3 separate regions of the Mus musculus genome follow, and all the other regions are linked to region 1. Evidence: chromatin loops called from intact Hi-C (ENCODE). Cell type or tissue: left cerebral cortex. All regions are shown on one strand. Links, peaks and the distances in the headings refer to the core of each region. The heading gives the core; the rest is flanking DNA.

Region 1 (5,171 bases), core at 688-4,687:
AGACAAGTAGACCAATGGAATAGAATTGAAGACCCAGAAATGAACCCACACACCTATGGTCACTTGATCTTCGACAAGGGAGCTAAAACCATCCAGTGGAAGAAAGACAGCATTTTCAACAATTGGTGCTGGCACAACTGGTTGTTATCGTGTAGAAGAATGCGAATCGATCCATACTTATCTCCTTGTACTAAGGTCAAATCTAAGTGGATCAAGGAACTTCACATAAAACCAGAGACACTGAAACTTATAGAGGAGAAAGTGGGGAAAAGCCTTGAAGATATGGGCACAGGGGAAAAATTCCTGAACAGAACAGCAATGGCTTGTGCTGTAAGATCGAGAATTGACAAATGGGACCTAATGAAACTCCAAAGTTTCTGCAAGGCAAAAGACACCGTCAATAAGACAAAAAGACCACCAACAGATTGGGAAAGGATCTTTACCTATCCTAAATCAGATAGGGGACTGTATTAGTCAGGGTTCTCTAGAGTCACAGAACTTACGGATAGTCTCTAGTTAGTAAAGGAATTTATTGATAACTTACAGTCGGCAGCCCAATTCCTTACAATTGTTCAGTCGCAGCTGTGAATGGAAATCCAAGGATCTAGCAGTTACTCAGTCTCACACGGCAAGCAGGCGAAGGAGCAAGAGCAAGAGCTAGACTCCCTTCTTCCAATGTCCTTATATTGTCTCCAGCAGAAGGTGTAGCCCAGATTAAAGGTGTGTTCCGCCACACCTTTAATCCCAGATGAAAGGTGTAGCCCAGATTAAAGGTGTGTTCCTTAAACTCGGAGATTCAATCTTCTGGAATCCATAGCCACTGTGGCTCAAGATCTTCAAACCAAGATCCAGATAAGGATCTCCAAGCCTCCAGATAAGGGTCACTGGTGAGCCTTCCAATTCCGGATTGTAGTTCATTCCAAATATTGTCAAGTTGACAACCAGGAATAGCCACTACAATCCACCCCTTGTCAACTTGACACAAATAATATCTCATGTTCACATGAAACAATAACAAGGTTGTAAATACGCCTAACATGATATAACTATCCCTCGTACAATCGCAAACGCATTAGTAAATTTACAATGGGCATTCATATTACTTTATAATCCTCGTTTCTGCAACTGGTTACGTGGCCTTAATTGGTATTTATAACTACCTTCCTCTACTACCCATTCTGTATTTCCTTCTCCTTCAGCCAGCACCTCAGTTTCTTGGTCCTGAGGTTTGTGCAGGAATAGAAACCCTGACTAAGACAGGGACTAATATCCAACATATATAAAGAACTCAAGAAAGTGGACTTCAGAAAATCAAATAACCCCATTAAAAAATGGGGCTCAGAACTGAACAAAGAATTCTCACCTGAGGAATACCGAATGGCAGAGAAGCACTTGAAAAAATGTTCAACATCCTTAATCATCAGGGAAATGCAAATCAAAACAACCCTGAGATTCCACCTCACACCAGTCAGAATGGCTAAGATGAAAAATTCAGGTGACAGCAGATGCTGGCGTGGATGTGGAGAAAGAGGAACACTCCTCCATTGTTGGTGGGAGTGCAGGCTTGTACAACCACTCTGGAAATCAGTCTGGCGGTTCCTCAGAAAACTGGACATAGTACTACCGGAGGATCCAGCAATACCTCTCCTGGGCATATATCCAGAAGATGCCCCAACTGGTAAGAAGGACACATGCTCCACTATGTTCATAGCAGCCTTATTTATAATAGCCAGAAGCTGGAAAGAACCTAGATGCCCCTCAACAGAGGAATGGATACAGAAAATGTGGTACATCTACACAATGGAGTACTACTCAGCTATTAAAAAGAATGAATTTATGAAATTCCTAGCCAAATGGATGGACCTGGAGGGCATCATCCTGAGTGAGGTAACACATTCACAAAGAAACTCACACAATATGTACTCACTGATAAGTGGATATTAGCCCCAAACCTAGGATACCCAAGATATAAGATATAATTTGCTAAACACATGAAACTCAAGAAGAATGAAGACTGAAGTGTGGACACTATGCCCCTCCTTAGATTTGGGAACAAAACACCCATGGAAGGAGTCACAGAGACAAAGTTTGGAGCTGAGATGAAAGGATGGACCATGTAGAGACTGCCATATCCAGGGATCCACCCCATAATCAGCATCCAAATGCTGACACCATTGCATACACTAGCAAGATTTTATTGAAAGGACCCAGATGTAGCTGTCTCTTGTGAGACTATGCCGGGGCCTAGCAAACACAGAAGTGGATGCTCACAGTCAGCTAATGGATGGATCATAGGGCTCCCAATGGAGGAGCTAGAGAACGTAGCCAAGGAGCTAAAGGGATCTGCAACCCTATAGGTGGAACAACATTATGAACTAACCAGTACCCCGGAGCTCTTGACTCTAGCTGCATATATATCAAAAGATGGCCTAGTCGGCCATCACTGGAAAGAGAGGCCCATTGGACTTGCAAACTTTATATGCCCCAGTACAGGGGAACACCAGGGCCAAAAAGGGGGAGTGGGTGGGCAGGGGAGTGGGAGTGGGTGGATATGGGGGACTTTTGGTATAGCATTGGAAATGTAAATGAGTTACATACCTAATAAAAAATGGAAAAAAAAAAAAAAAAAAAAAAAAAAAAAAGAGAGGTCTGGGTGAGTTATAGCGCATTTCCCATAGTGACCAGCAGATGGTAGCAAAGGCAAGGCTCATGGGCGGCAGGAACCCAGCTTGCTGCTCAGTTCAGAACAGTGTCAGAACATTGCCTTAATTTTGGTGTCAGCATAATAGCTTGTTCATCCCCTCCACCAGCCTCCTCTTCCTCAGGAAATAATAGTCTCTAAATCTTCGGGACTCAGACCCGCCAAATAGAACCCAACACGTGCCCTAATCACTTGGGCCAATTCTTCTCTCTGAATGGTGTCGCTTTACGTGGGACTTTTTCTGCGTGGCTGTGGTGCTGCAGTGCCAGGGTAAGCTGAACATATAGCCAGGCACTGGGCGTGAAGGGAAAACGCAGGAGACACCTTCAAGGCGCCAATTAGGGGAGAAGAGAAGGGCCAGTAATGCAGAGTGGTGGGCCAGAAGTATGCTTGCCCTTTGCGGTTCCGAGACCCTGGCAGACCGGCAAGGCGCCTCCCACTGCTTCTGACTCCATAGTTCCTTCCCTGAGACTAAGCCAGCCCTGGGACTCACACTTGGCTCACGGCAGGGAACTTGTTTCCTTCATAGCACTTTTGCAGTGTAATAGTAGAGTGATTATTGGATCTTACATTTAATGAATGCATCTGCCATTTGCCTGACAGTCAACCTCAGGAAGACAGGGTAGGTTCTGCTCCAGCCAATGCCTAGAGCCCGGTACAGTTATGGTCCAGTGAACTATACCATAATAATTTCACCATTACCCAGTAAGTAGATACTTGTTCCATGATGGCGTTGTAGTGGCTTCATTCCTCTCACGTAGGAAGAAAAGTCGAGGGTAGAAGCAGAAATCCAGGCTGACCTCGGTGGAGATGTTGGTGTGGTTGGTTTTAATGTACTCTTGGCACAAATAGAATCCACGGGGGAGGAAGCCTAACCCAAAGGATTGTCCTTATTGTGGTAAATTGATGCAGGAAGACTCACCATGACTGCGGGCGGGATCTTCTCTAGATGAAAAGGGCTTGGTGGGCGCAGGGTTTCTCCCCTTCCACTCGCTTGGGCTCCCTCTTGCCCCTGAGCTGTAGATTCCTGCTCTGATAGTAGAACCAGCATTTCCAAGTTTCTATCATGGTTCTCTAGGGAGCTTCTGTCTTCGGGAGCCAGATTGGGATGCTGAGGTACCCAGCCTTGTGGACTGTCCAACTACCCATTGTTGGGCCTGCCCCAGTAGAAGATAGCCATTGCAAGACAACCAGGGCTCCGAGGCACTAGCCTAAGGACAGAGTAACCTTTGGATTCTTAGTTCTCAGATGTGATTCTTTTGTTGTTACTATTTCATAGCTGACTCGAGTCTGCCTGTCTCTATCTACCTATCTATCTATCTATCTATCTATCTATCTATCTATCTATCTATCTATCTATCTATCTATCATCTCTCCATTTATCATCTACCTCCTACCAATTTATAATCTATCTATCGATCTATCTATCTATCTACCCACCCCCTCTCCCATCTGTCTTTAACTCATACAGCGATTTATTCAACATGTGTATTTGGCTGTGTTGCGTATGCGATCCAAACTTCAGTTTGTTTAATCTGTAAATTGGGGATCAGACTATGTCTCCTGCAGGGGGACCACATGCATGCAAAGAGATCCTCTATAGGAAATTCAAAAATGAGTAAGTCGAGAAATGCTGTTGGTTTGTGTGTTGGAGGCTCTGTTTGTCATCTCCGGGAGGCCCAGTCTGTTGGATTTTGTAAGGATGATGTAATTAGTTTAAGAACTCCATGGACTGGTGAGGAGAGGAAGGGAAGGCTGTTGGAGGCAGTGGTGGTACCATTACTGCAAGCTCATTAGAACCCTTAACTCTGTTGAGCTGCTTTGTGTTGGAACATTGTGTAGAAGGCACTGCTCTGTGGCAGAATAAATAATAAGCTGGGCTTGGAGGCTAAAGATGGTCGCTGCTAGGCCTGAAGGCCCACATGGTAGAGGGCAGGAATGGACTTCCAAAAGTTGTCCTCTGACCTCCACATATATGTTGTGGCGTGTGGATAACCCCCTTCTAAAATAAACAAACAAACTAATACAGTTAAAAGTCAAAAGTGAATAATAAGCCAATGAGGTGAAGGTGTGTCCTGGTATGAACAGAACAGAGTGAGACTGTGAACAGATGTGCTAAGGACATACAGCTGAGCAAGCAGTGAGACGCTTGTGTCCCCTGAAGACAGTTCAGAACCAATGTGTGGGGGACAGCAATGTAACAGGGACTGATAGCAGGGAGAATGGGGTCAGGGGTGCATGCTCAACCCACAGGGGGGATTGCTAGCATGAGGCCAGCCAGGGTTGCACGATTAGATTCTATTTCTAAAACCAAACCAGACAAAGCCCAAACAAAACACTTTTCTTGGACATATGTTTAAGAAGCCTAGATATCACATTAGCCAAAGAGTGGAAATAAGCTACCAAGACATGCAGGTAAAAACAACAAACCACAGGAAAATAGCAAAGGCATGCCTAGGGCCCCATCTGT
Region 2 (5,171 bases), core at 650-4,649, 1.0 Mb after region 1:
CTGATTTTAGTGGAAATGCTTCAAGTATCTCTCCATTTAATTTGATATTGGCTGTTGGCTTGCAGTAAATTGCTTTTATTATGTTTAGATCTGGGCCTTGAAATCCTGATTTATCCAGTACTTTTGACATGAAGGAATGTTGTATTTTGTCAAATGCTTTTATAGCATCTAAGGAGATGATCATGTGACATTTTTTTTGAGTTTGTTTATATAGTAGATTACGTTAACGGATCTTTGTATATTGAACCAATCTTGCATCCCTGGGACGAAGCCTAATTTTATCGTGGTGAATGATGGTTTTGATGTGTTCTTGGATTCAGTTTGCAAGGATTTTATTGAGTATTTTTGCATTGATATTCATAAGCGAGATTGGTGTAAAGTTCTATTTTTTTGGTTGTGTCCTTGTGTGATTTAGATATTAGAGTAATTGTGGCTTCATAGAATGAATTAGGTAGTGTTCCTTCTGTTTCTAGAGATAGCTTCATGGTAAAAGCACTAGCAGCTTTTCCAGAGGATCTGAGTTTGGTTCCCAGTACATGCGTGTTAACTCCAGTTCCAGGAGATCTAATGCTATTTTCTGGCTTCTGGTGTGCACAGTCATACATGCAGACAGAATATCTGTGAACATAAAAAGAAAAATAAAGATTGCCTTTATAGAGCATACATAGGCTGATCTGAGGCCCCCAGCACCTATGCAGCAGAGGACTGTCTGGCCCCAGAGGATGTACTAATCCTGTGGAGACTCAATGTCCCAGGGAGGGGGACAAGGAGGAGAGCAGTTTTGTAGAAGCAAGAGGAGGAGGGATAAGGGGAATAATTCTGTGAGGGAACCAGCAGGAGGCAATATTTGAGTTCTAATTAAGTAAAATTAATTTTTAATTTTAATTATAATTTAATTAAATTTCAATAAAAATTAATTTAAAAATTGCCTTTATATATATTTAGAAGGTTTCCAGAGCACTAAGTTTCCATGCTATCCTTAAATGTCGCTCAATTTAACTCTTTTACTCTGTATTCTCTCTCTCAATCCCATCTCATTTCCCAATCCTCCCACTTTATCCTCCCATTCCTATCTCCTGCTCCCAGTTCGCCCATAAAATGCTTTCTATTATCTCTTCTTCCCAAGGAGATACATGAATTTTTCTATAGTTAACTTCTTTAGGTTTCCAGATTATTATTTTATTGTGATTTACTTAGTGGCTAATATCCACATATGTGATTATATACCATATTTACCTTCTGTCCTGTTATCTCACTCAGATGATTTCTTCTAGTGCCATTCATTTGCCTACATAATTCATAGTGCCATTTTAAAAAACAGTATAATATAACTATACCACATATTCTTTATCTAGTTTTCTATTGAGGGACATCTAGGTTGTTTCCAAATCTGGCTACTCTGAATAGAACAGCAATGACCTTGGTTGAACAGGTGCCCTTGTGGTGAGATGAAGTATCCTTTGAGTATATGCCCAAAGAACAGTATGGCTGTAGCTCAAGGTAGGTTGATTCACATCCTCCTGAGGAACCACCACATTGATTTCTTGAGTGGCTATACAGGTTTCCACTCCCACCAACAACAGATGAATGTTGGGACACAGTCCATAAATGAAGCTGTGGGAGATTTCTGAGAGCTTGTAAGAAACTCCAAGTAAACAACACAAGAGTGTTGTACCCTTTGTTCTGCCATAATGTGGGTAGTTCTTGGAATGTGCCTTTGTGCTTCATCTTACTTTTGTTACTCAATATATTTTGCTTCATCTTACTTTTGTTATTCAAAAATGTTTCTGACAAGGATTATCCTCATAAGAGTATATCGCCTAAATTCATATGACCTTGTCTAACCCTCAGGATATAAATTGTCTGATGCACTGAATAAAGTTGGTTATTACATTCAATTTTAGTTTGCCTCATATTTAGACTTTGCTTTTCAAGGTTCACACTGCCATCTAGAGTGGTTGCATCTGAGTTTTTCCCTTATTTCACATCCTAGCCAGTATGTAAGATGGAATCTCAAAGTAGTTTTGATTAGCATCTCCCTGATGGCTAAGGACTTGATTATTTCTTTAAGGGTTTGTGAGCCATTTGTGTTTCCTCTTTTGAGAATTCTCTATTTAGATCTGTACTACATGTATAAATTGGATTATTTTTATGTCTAATTTCTTGAGTTCTTCATATATCTTGGATATTAGTTTTCTATTGAATATAGGACACCCTCTGGTGGTGTGTATTTCTAAAGAAATATTGTTTGAATCTGGCTTTATCATAATATATCTTATCATCTCTATCTATTGTGATTGAAAATTTTGAGAGTATAGCAGTTTGAGCTGGCATCTGTGGTCTCTTAGAGTCTGCAGCATGTCTGTCCAGGCCCTTCTGGCTTTTTAAGTTTCCTTGAGGAGTCAAGTATAATTCTGAGAGGCCTGCTTTATATGTTACTTGGTGTTGCATTTTATTAAAAAAGAGGAAAGCCAGGTTATGTTTTGTAGAGTAGAGTATGGGGAGGTGGGAGGAGTGCCTTGACTGGCCCATGAAAAGGGATCCCTTCCCCCTGAGGTACCAGCCATAAGATGGATGTAGTATAGAATAGAGTTGATTTAGGGACATGGGAAGGGAAGTTTTGAAGGGAATAGAGATGGGGGGGGGGTGCGGGGGAAAACTTCCTCTTTTTAGGAAGCCAGCCCTACCTGGATATTGCCAGGCAACTGTTAGGCAGAGCCCAGAAGGAATGCTAACACTTGGGCTTTTTCTCTTGCAGTGTTTAATATTCTTTCTATATTCTGTGTATTTATCATTTTGATTATTATGTGCTAAAGGGACTTTTTTTTCTGGTTCAATCTATTTGGTATTTTGAGTGTTTCTTATACCTTTGTATAGGCACTTCCCTCTTTAGGTTAGGGAATTTTTTTTTTTTTTCTATGCTTCTGTTGAAAACATTTTCTGGGTCTTTGAGCTGGTTTTTTGTTCTTCCTCTATTTCTATGAATCTTGGACTTGATCTTTTCATAGTGTTCTAAATTTCCTGGATGTGATTTTTAAAAATTATTTCTTTTATTTTTAATTTTTTTGAGGGAGAGTGGGTCAGGAAATTTTTACATTTACCATTTTCTTTGTTGTACCCATGTTGTCTGTCTATCTTCAGTGCTTGAGATCTGTCTCTCATCTTTTTCATTCTGTTGTTGAAACTTGCCTGTGTAGTTCCTGTTCCAATTTCCCAAGTTTTCATTTGCAGAATCCCCTTAGTTTGATTCTATTTTCCTTTCCAGGTCTTGACCAGTTTTATTAGTTTTCTTCCATTGCTTGTTAAAGGATTTATTAATTTCCTCTTTAAGGACCCCATTTATCTTCCATACCCCTGGCCCCCACAACACACCTCAGTAGTATTGGAATATTCAAGGCTTGCTGTGGCAGGGTTGCTGAGCTCTAGTGAAGACATCCTGCCCTGGATGTTTTTGATTGTGTTTTTATGGTGGTATCTAGGGATCTGGGATGCTGATGATTATAGGTTTAGATGCTGGTTCTAGTTTTGTCTTTGTTGTGTGAGTGTTTTATTCCCTAGTTTCTGTTGCCTTTCTGGATTTTAGGACAGTGCAATGACTGTCCTTTGTCTGGTAGGACATTTTCTGTGGACCTGATAGGTTTGACTGCTGGAATCTTCAAGGAAACCATATTTCTGGGTATCAGGAGCTGTCACTTAGGAAGAGTGATATGCTAGAGGTCTAAAGGGTTTCACAGGGTGGAGGAAATAGATTGTCCAACCAGGATCTGCTTGTTTGGTCTCTTTGGAATGGGGTAGAGAGTGAAAAGAGATCACTCTGTAAGGTCTGCTGTAGCATTGGGGATGAGACTGGGGGACTGGGTTAGGGGAACAGAGGTATAGTCTGCAGTCAGTTTACCTGGTTCCCTGGTAGGAGTCCTTGTTAATTAGCAGGGATTGCCTACTGGAGTTCAGGGCTGGGATAAAACAATCAGTGGGGGCAGGGATGTTAGAAGAAGATCTGTGAAATTCATAGGAGATAGGGTGCAGGGGTAGGGGGTGGGGGTGCTAGGAAGACTGCAGCAGGTATTCAGTAACAGCAGGGGTAGAGATTGAAGGATTGTATCAGGGGAACAGATCTGGAATGAATCAATGAATGGAAAGTGTGTGGGATCCACATGAGATATGGGTGGAGGTGGGATAGAAGGAGGGTTAGAACAGTTGTTCTGTTGCAGAATTAGGAAAGAGACTTGGGGATTATATTTGGAGGGGAGTGGGGAGTGGGGAGTGGTAAAGGTCTTTCATTAGGTTATCTGTTTCTCTGGTCTGCTTAACTTTTATGTCCCCTGGGAATGCCTGCTGGTGTTGTCAGCTGGAATAATGAGATGTGTTCTGGATGGGAAGGTCAGGGGAGGATTTCTTTGTGACCCCTTGGGTGTGGGTTCGGCGAAAATGGAGACCACAGCAAGTTTTCTGCTATCTGGAGATAAGACTAGGTGGATTGGGACAGGAGGAGCAGAAGGAGAGGTGAAGATCTTCAGGTAGTCTACCTGCTTCTCTGACAGAATTGGCCTTGGGGTGATAAGCTAGTGCCTACTGCTGAATGATATTTATATTTCCTTCAGATTCATAGCTCCCTTACAGTTGTGTAGCACTCCATATGATCAATTGCTTCATTTTAGAAGGCTTTATACAAATTTGTAGGCTTTCACTGTGGCTTTAAATCCCATTTTTCTAGTGACAAAATGTCAAATATCCTTTTATCTTCTAATTTGTGACCCATATACATTTTCTCCTTTAAGTTTCTTAGTGGTTAAACGTTTGAGCTATTTTTATTGCGTTACTTGTTATGGAGAGTTGTGCTTAAACTCTCAAATAATACATTGAGCAAAACAAATACTCTAGAGGTATTTGAAAACTGACTCTGGCTCTGGTTTTTATTTTAAAATAGTTTCATATGAAGATAAGAAGTGTTGGAAAGCCAATCTGTCTGGGATTCCTTTATATTAATTTTGAAATTTCTGTTATAACTAAGGATCTTTGCTTAATATACTGTTGTAGACTTATCTCTCCTTTCAAAAATGCTTTACAAGTTTAAATTGTGTGTGTGTGTGTGTGTGTGTGTGTGTGTGTGTGTGTGTGTGATTTCCATGTGTAAGTTCTCTACTGGTATAAGAAAAGCCACAAAATCATTC
Region 3 (5,171 bases), core at 650-4,649, 210 kb after region 1:
GATCCCATATATAGTTACCAAACCCAGACACTATTGTGGATGCCAAGAAGTGCGTGCTGATAGGAGCCTGATATAGCTGTCTCCTGAGAGGCTCTGCCAGAGCCTGACAAATACAAAGGTGGATACTTGCAGTCAACCATTGGACTGAGCATAGGGTCCCCAATGGAGGAGTTAGAGAAAGGACTGAAGGAGCTGAAGGGGTTTGCAACCCTGTAGGAAGAACAACAATATCAACTAACCAGACTCCCAAGAGCTTCCAGAGACTAAACCACCAACCAAGGAGTACACATGGAGGGACCCATGGCTCCAGTCACATATGTAGCAGAGGATGGCTTTGTTGGGGATGCCCCAGTGTAGGGGAATTTGATGGTGGGGAGGCAGGAGTTAGGGGGTGGGTGGGGGAGCACCCTCATAGAAGCAAGGGGACGGGGGATGGGATAAGGGTTTTGGAGGCTAGGGGAGGAACCAGGGAAAGTGGATAACATTTGAAATGTAAATAAGAAAACATCCAATAAGAAAAAGTAGGATAACCAGCATGGATTGGCATGGTTCGAGAAGCTCCAGAAAGAAGACAGACTTGAATTGTTGAACTAGCAAAGGTAGACTTGGAATGGGGTGGTGCACTGCAGTGAGGGTGTAAACTAAGGTGTAGATCCAGAGGCAGGTTGTATTCAATGGGGTAGGAGTTAGAGAGAGAAAGAGAGAGAGCATAGGTTGGTCACAGGGCTAGGGAATTCATGCTGGCTTTGAAGAAGGGAGCCCTGAAGCCAGTTGCACGCTCCGAGCTTAAGGACCTGGATTTCATTTGCAGTACCACTGAAGGGAAGTCCTGGGGATCTTGAGTGGGTTTATGTCAGCCCTATGTCAACAATCAAAGCAGTTTTTAAAGATAGAGCTATTTTAAGACACTGAACTGGAATTTTTGAGTCTCTAGAGTGAGCTTGCTTTTCAGAGAGTTCGGAGGTTCACTGATAATCTTTCTCTTTCTCTAGGGAGGAAGCATAGCAATATCTCAGTTCCCTGGGAAAATGAGTTGATAGTGAGGCATGATGGGAATTTCCCATGATGATCATCATGGTAATTCTGGTGGGAGGAGGCCACAAGCCAGGAGCTTGCTCATATAAGTCTATCTCTCTGTGTATGTGTGTGTTGTGTGTATGTATGTATGTGGTATGTATGTCTGTAGTACATGCATGTTATATGCATGCATGTGTTCTGTATATGCTGTGTATTATGTTATTTGTATGCATCTATTTAAATGTGCATTGCATGTATGTCTGTATATAGTAAATGTGTTGAATCTCTGCATGTGTGTTATGTTTGTATATTATATATATGTCTCTCTGTGTTGAGCATATGCATTGTCTGTGTTAGTACATGTAGTGTGCATGCATATTTGGAATGCATTTTGTCTGTATGTCTGTGTACATGTACATGTTATACATGTGTTGTATGTATAACTCTGTGTGCATGTGTGATTCATATGTGTGTTGTATGTGTAACTATGTGCATGTGTGCTTCATATTTGTTGTATGTATAACTTTCTATGTGCATGAGTACTTCATATGTGTGTTGTATAAATATCTGTGTATGTGTATTTTGTATGTGTGTTGTTTTTTGTCTGTTATACTGTGTATTGTATGTACATGTGTGTTTGTGTGTATTATGCATGCATGCTATATTTATGAGTCTTTGTGTGTAACATATGAATGTTATGGATATGTATTTGTATGTCTGCATTTATGTGTGTGTTATGGGGTATGTGTTTGTATGTCTGAGTGTATGTATGTGTTGTTTATGTCTCTGTGTATAAATATGTATCCATACATGTCCTGAGAGAAATAATTACTAGGTTTCCACAGCTTTGGATACAAAGCTTTCTCATTTGGATTGAGCGGCACATGCATACATGGGTGGTTTGGTACAATGAACATTCTAACTTGAACTTTTAAAGAGGTTGGTGAGGAAAACTTACAGTCAATGGACAGGGCTTGGGATTCTCACTGGAAGGGAACATACTTAGGAGCTAAAAAAATGCCTTCTGTACTTGTAGCCAAGAGTTAACTAAGCTCATGAGAAGAGGAAGATGCCAGAATAAGGCACACCAATATCCTTTCTGGTCTGGTCCGTAAAAGGGTCTAAAGGTGGCTATCTTTAGTAGCAGGTACAGATTCATCTGTCCCATGGAATGAGTAGATACCCTTTCATCTTGCCCTTAGTGTAGCCCATGGATGGACTGAAAGAGTGGGAATTGTGTGGACAAAGAAACGAATTATCTGCTTTATTAGAGTTAAAAGACTGGACAGGGACAGATGTGCCTAGGATGTACAATGTAGAAGCAGGAGTGTTTATGGAAGTTTAAACAGACATGGCAGATTTGTGCCTGTTGGCACACTGAGCTGAGAGGATGCTAGCAAGGACCTGTGGGAATAGAGATCACACCTTAGACCCCAACAACCCTGACAGCTATTCTTCAGTTCTGTCCATTTCTGTGAGACTGTGCTACAAAGTTAGCTTCCACCCGAGCAGACTGCCTTCTTTCCCCCATGTGAGCGTTCTATATGGGGAGATGTTAAAGAGGCCTCTTGGGAACTGGAAGTGTGAAGGTTTGTTCACACCGTGAGCGAACTGCAAGTCATACTCTGGCTGGGGAAAGAAGTGCTGGTTTCCAACAGGGGAGCTGACACCGAAGGCTAAAGAGGAGACACCCCGGTGGCTGAGAAATGTCCCAAACTGAACTCCAGAGAGTCAGCATCTGCATGTAATTACTTAGGGTGCATAATTCTCTTATGGGTGCTCACTTAGTAAAGCATTTACATTTACATTCACAGCTCATTAGGCGGCTTGTGGATTTGATTTGAACATTTTAAGTGGGATTGTTTTTAATCTTTGGAGGCACTATAAACCCACAGTCACGCTCAACTGCTGCAGACATTTGGAAGGAAAAGGAAATGTCAAAACTAGTTTGTTTTGCCTCCTGGGAGGAGTTTTATAAAGCAGGGGGTAGAAGTGACCACGAATAATCCAAGTGGGACATCTGTCTCATCTTCTTCCTTTGGGAACCCAAGGCTTTTCTGCAACCATCAGGGCCAAAAGTCAAGTGACTTGCAATGCTGATGGGGAGAGAGCAAAATTAAACGTGACTTTGGAGTTGTTATAAAAAGAAATCATAAAATAACAGAACTTTCTAACAGATGTTTAATTTTAAATAGTAAACACTGCAGACTTGCTGGAGACTGTCAATGGGTTGAGAAACCAATTCCATCTCTTCCCTTGGGCTCTTGCACGAATTGTGATGGGAACTGCTGGTCTTTAGCGAAGCAGTCAGCACACGAGAGTACGCCATCTAAGTGGAAGTTTCCTTTCTTTAGGAAACAGAGACATTTGCAATTTATTCATGGTGCCAGGTGTTCCTTAGCTGTGTGCTTTGGGACCCGAGTTCAGTGCCTGTAGTTTTCCATTTTTTTAAAATGGGAGAACTGTAAAATGAGAGACATGTGATGGGGCCATGCTTCATGAAGCCAGAGTCTCCTTGATCGCCTCTGGGCACATCTGATTTCAAATCTAAGTGCTCTTTCCCTGACCTTGATACTTAGGTATGGGTCTGATAGTATGAGTCACACATGGGACTGGTGCAAGGAATGGTCTGGTTTTCCATACTGGAGATGGCTAGATAATCCTTTGCCAGTTGAGGAACTGTTCACATGGTTAATATTGGGATAAGGACATAGTTGGGGTGGGGCACAGTGACAAGTACTTCCGACAGATTTGTACCTAAAAACCGTGCTTTTTTGACTCAGGGAGGGTGACTGGGGGGAACCAGATAGAATAAGGACTGTGTGGAAATTACCTTAAGAAGGTTCGTCTCAAGTTCAAAATAACCCTTTTGATGGCTAGCTCCAACTCCTTCTCCCTAGGAATAGGCTCCTGCCACCATCTTCTATGACGCCACAACTAATTGATCATAAAGGGTTGGATCAATGGTGAATGCTTGACCCAAAGCCACTTAGGATTCTTGCCTTGGAATTTTGTCTTTTCTTTTCTTCTTTTTTGTTTAAAGATTTGTTTATTTATTTTATGTTTATGAGTACACTATAGCTGTACAGTTGGTTGTGAGCCGGGATGTGGTTGCTGGGAACTAAACTCAGGACCTCTGCTTTCTCCAGCCCCGCTCACTCTGGCCCAAAGATTTATTTATTGTTATATATAAGCACACCGTAGCTCTCTTCAGACACACCAGAAGAGGGCATCAGATCTTATTACAGATGGTTGTGAGCCACCATGTAGTTGCTGGGATTTGAACTCAGGACCTTTAGAAGAGCAGTCAGTGCTCTTAACCACTGAGCCATCTCTCCAGCCCCAGAATTGTCTTTTCTTTGAGATAGATTAGCACTATATCCCTCTGGCTGGAACTTTCTGTTAACCAGGCTGGCCTCATGGAGTTCCCCCTCCCTCTGAGTTGCAAGTACCAGGATCAAAGGCATATATCCTATCCCATCCAGCAAAGATTTATTCGTTTACTATTTTATGTCTATATGTATATACTTGAGTGCATATATGTGTACCACATAAGTGCAAGGTACCTATGAAGGCCAGGAGAGAGTGTTGGCTCCCTGGAGCTGGAGTTACAGGTAGTTGTGGACAGCCTGAGGTGGGTGCTGGGAACCGGATCTGGGTCCTCTGCAAGAGCAGCAAGTGTGTTTCACCACTGAGCCATGTTGTCCAGTTCCTTGCCCTGGAACTCTGGAGAGGTCAGCCACCATTGTCTCAAGTGGTCACTAGACCTGACAACTGAGGACATCATCCTCTCCCCTCCCTTCCCCCACCGAGTTGCTGCGAATACTTATGTGGGAAGTAGGGAAGCCATGCATGAGAAGCCACAGAGCAAAAGCAATATACTGTCACTCTGTGGACTCAGAGATCCTGTTGGATTGTTGTCTTGGGGGTTCTGAGATAGTCTTGTGTCCTTACAACAAACCCCTGTTCACTCCAAAGCCAACTCAAGTCTCTGACTCTGATTTCGATTAGAGTATTTGTGGTGCATTTTCTAACACCATATTTTCCTCGTAGGCATAAGTATAGCCAGCGACCATGTTGGCCTTACGGGAGATTTCCATCTTTTAAAATTAATAAGGAGTGGAGATCCTTTTTGGACAGTTTTGATCCAAAGC

Evidence for each region. Hi-C counts contacts between places; a loop is a spot of excess contacts. Peaks named below come from ENCODE experiments on the same cell type or tissue, not always from the same donor. Only the 100,000 strongest peaks of a DNase experiment are listed, where the experiment ranks them.
Region 2: it touches region 1 in a loop (3-fold over the local background); 2 of 42 quality-filtered maps call a loop at or near these places.
Region 3: a loop joins it to region 1, with 3 times the contacts of the local background. A loop is called at or near these places in 2 of 42 quality-filtered maps.

The regions. Positions count from the first base shown.
Region 1 is chr10:66,805,328-66,810,498 of GRCm38, reverse strand. The region is part of intron 2 of Gm40678 (a long non-coding RNA gene); the gene reads left to right. Among named protein-coding and RNA genes, the nearest start is that of Gm40678, 22 kb to the left of the region's middle. In left cerebral cortex, for the core only: a CTCF peak has its summit at 2,701 (motif pointing right); a DNase peak (open chromatin) is centred at 2,714; H3K4me3 peaks cover 401 bases; H3K27ac peaks cover 264 bases.
Region 2 is chr10:65,790,157-65,795,327 of GRCm38, reverse strand. No RefSeq gene overlaps it. Among named protein-coding and RNA genes, the nearest start is that of Gm30853, 120 kb to the left of the region's middle. In left cerebral cortex, for the core only: a CTCF peak has its summit at 2,214 (motif pointing left); a DNase peak (open chromatin) is centred at 1,986.
Region 3 is chr10:66,591,100-66,596,270 of GRCm38, reverse strand. No RefSeq gene overlaps it. Among named protein-coding and RNA genes, the nearest start is that of Gm40677, 81 kb to the right of the region's middle. In left cerebral cortex, for the core only: no CTCF peak of the experiment used is centred there; DNase peaks (open chromatin) are centred at 2,649 and 2,844.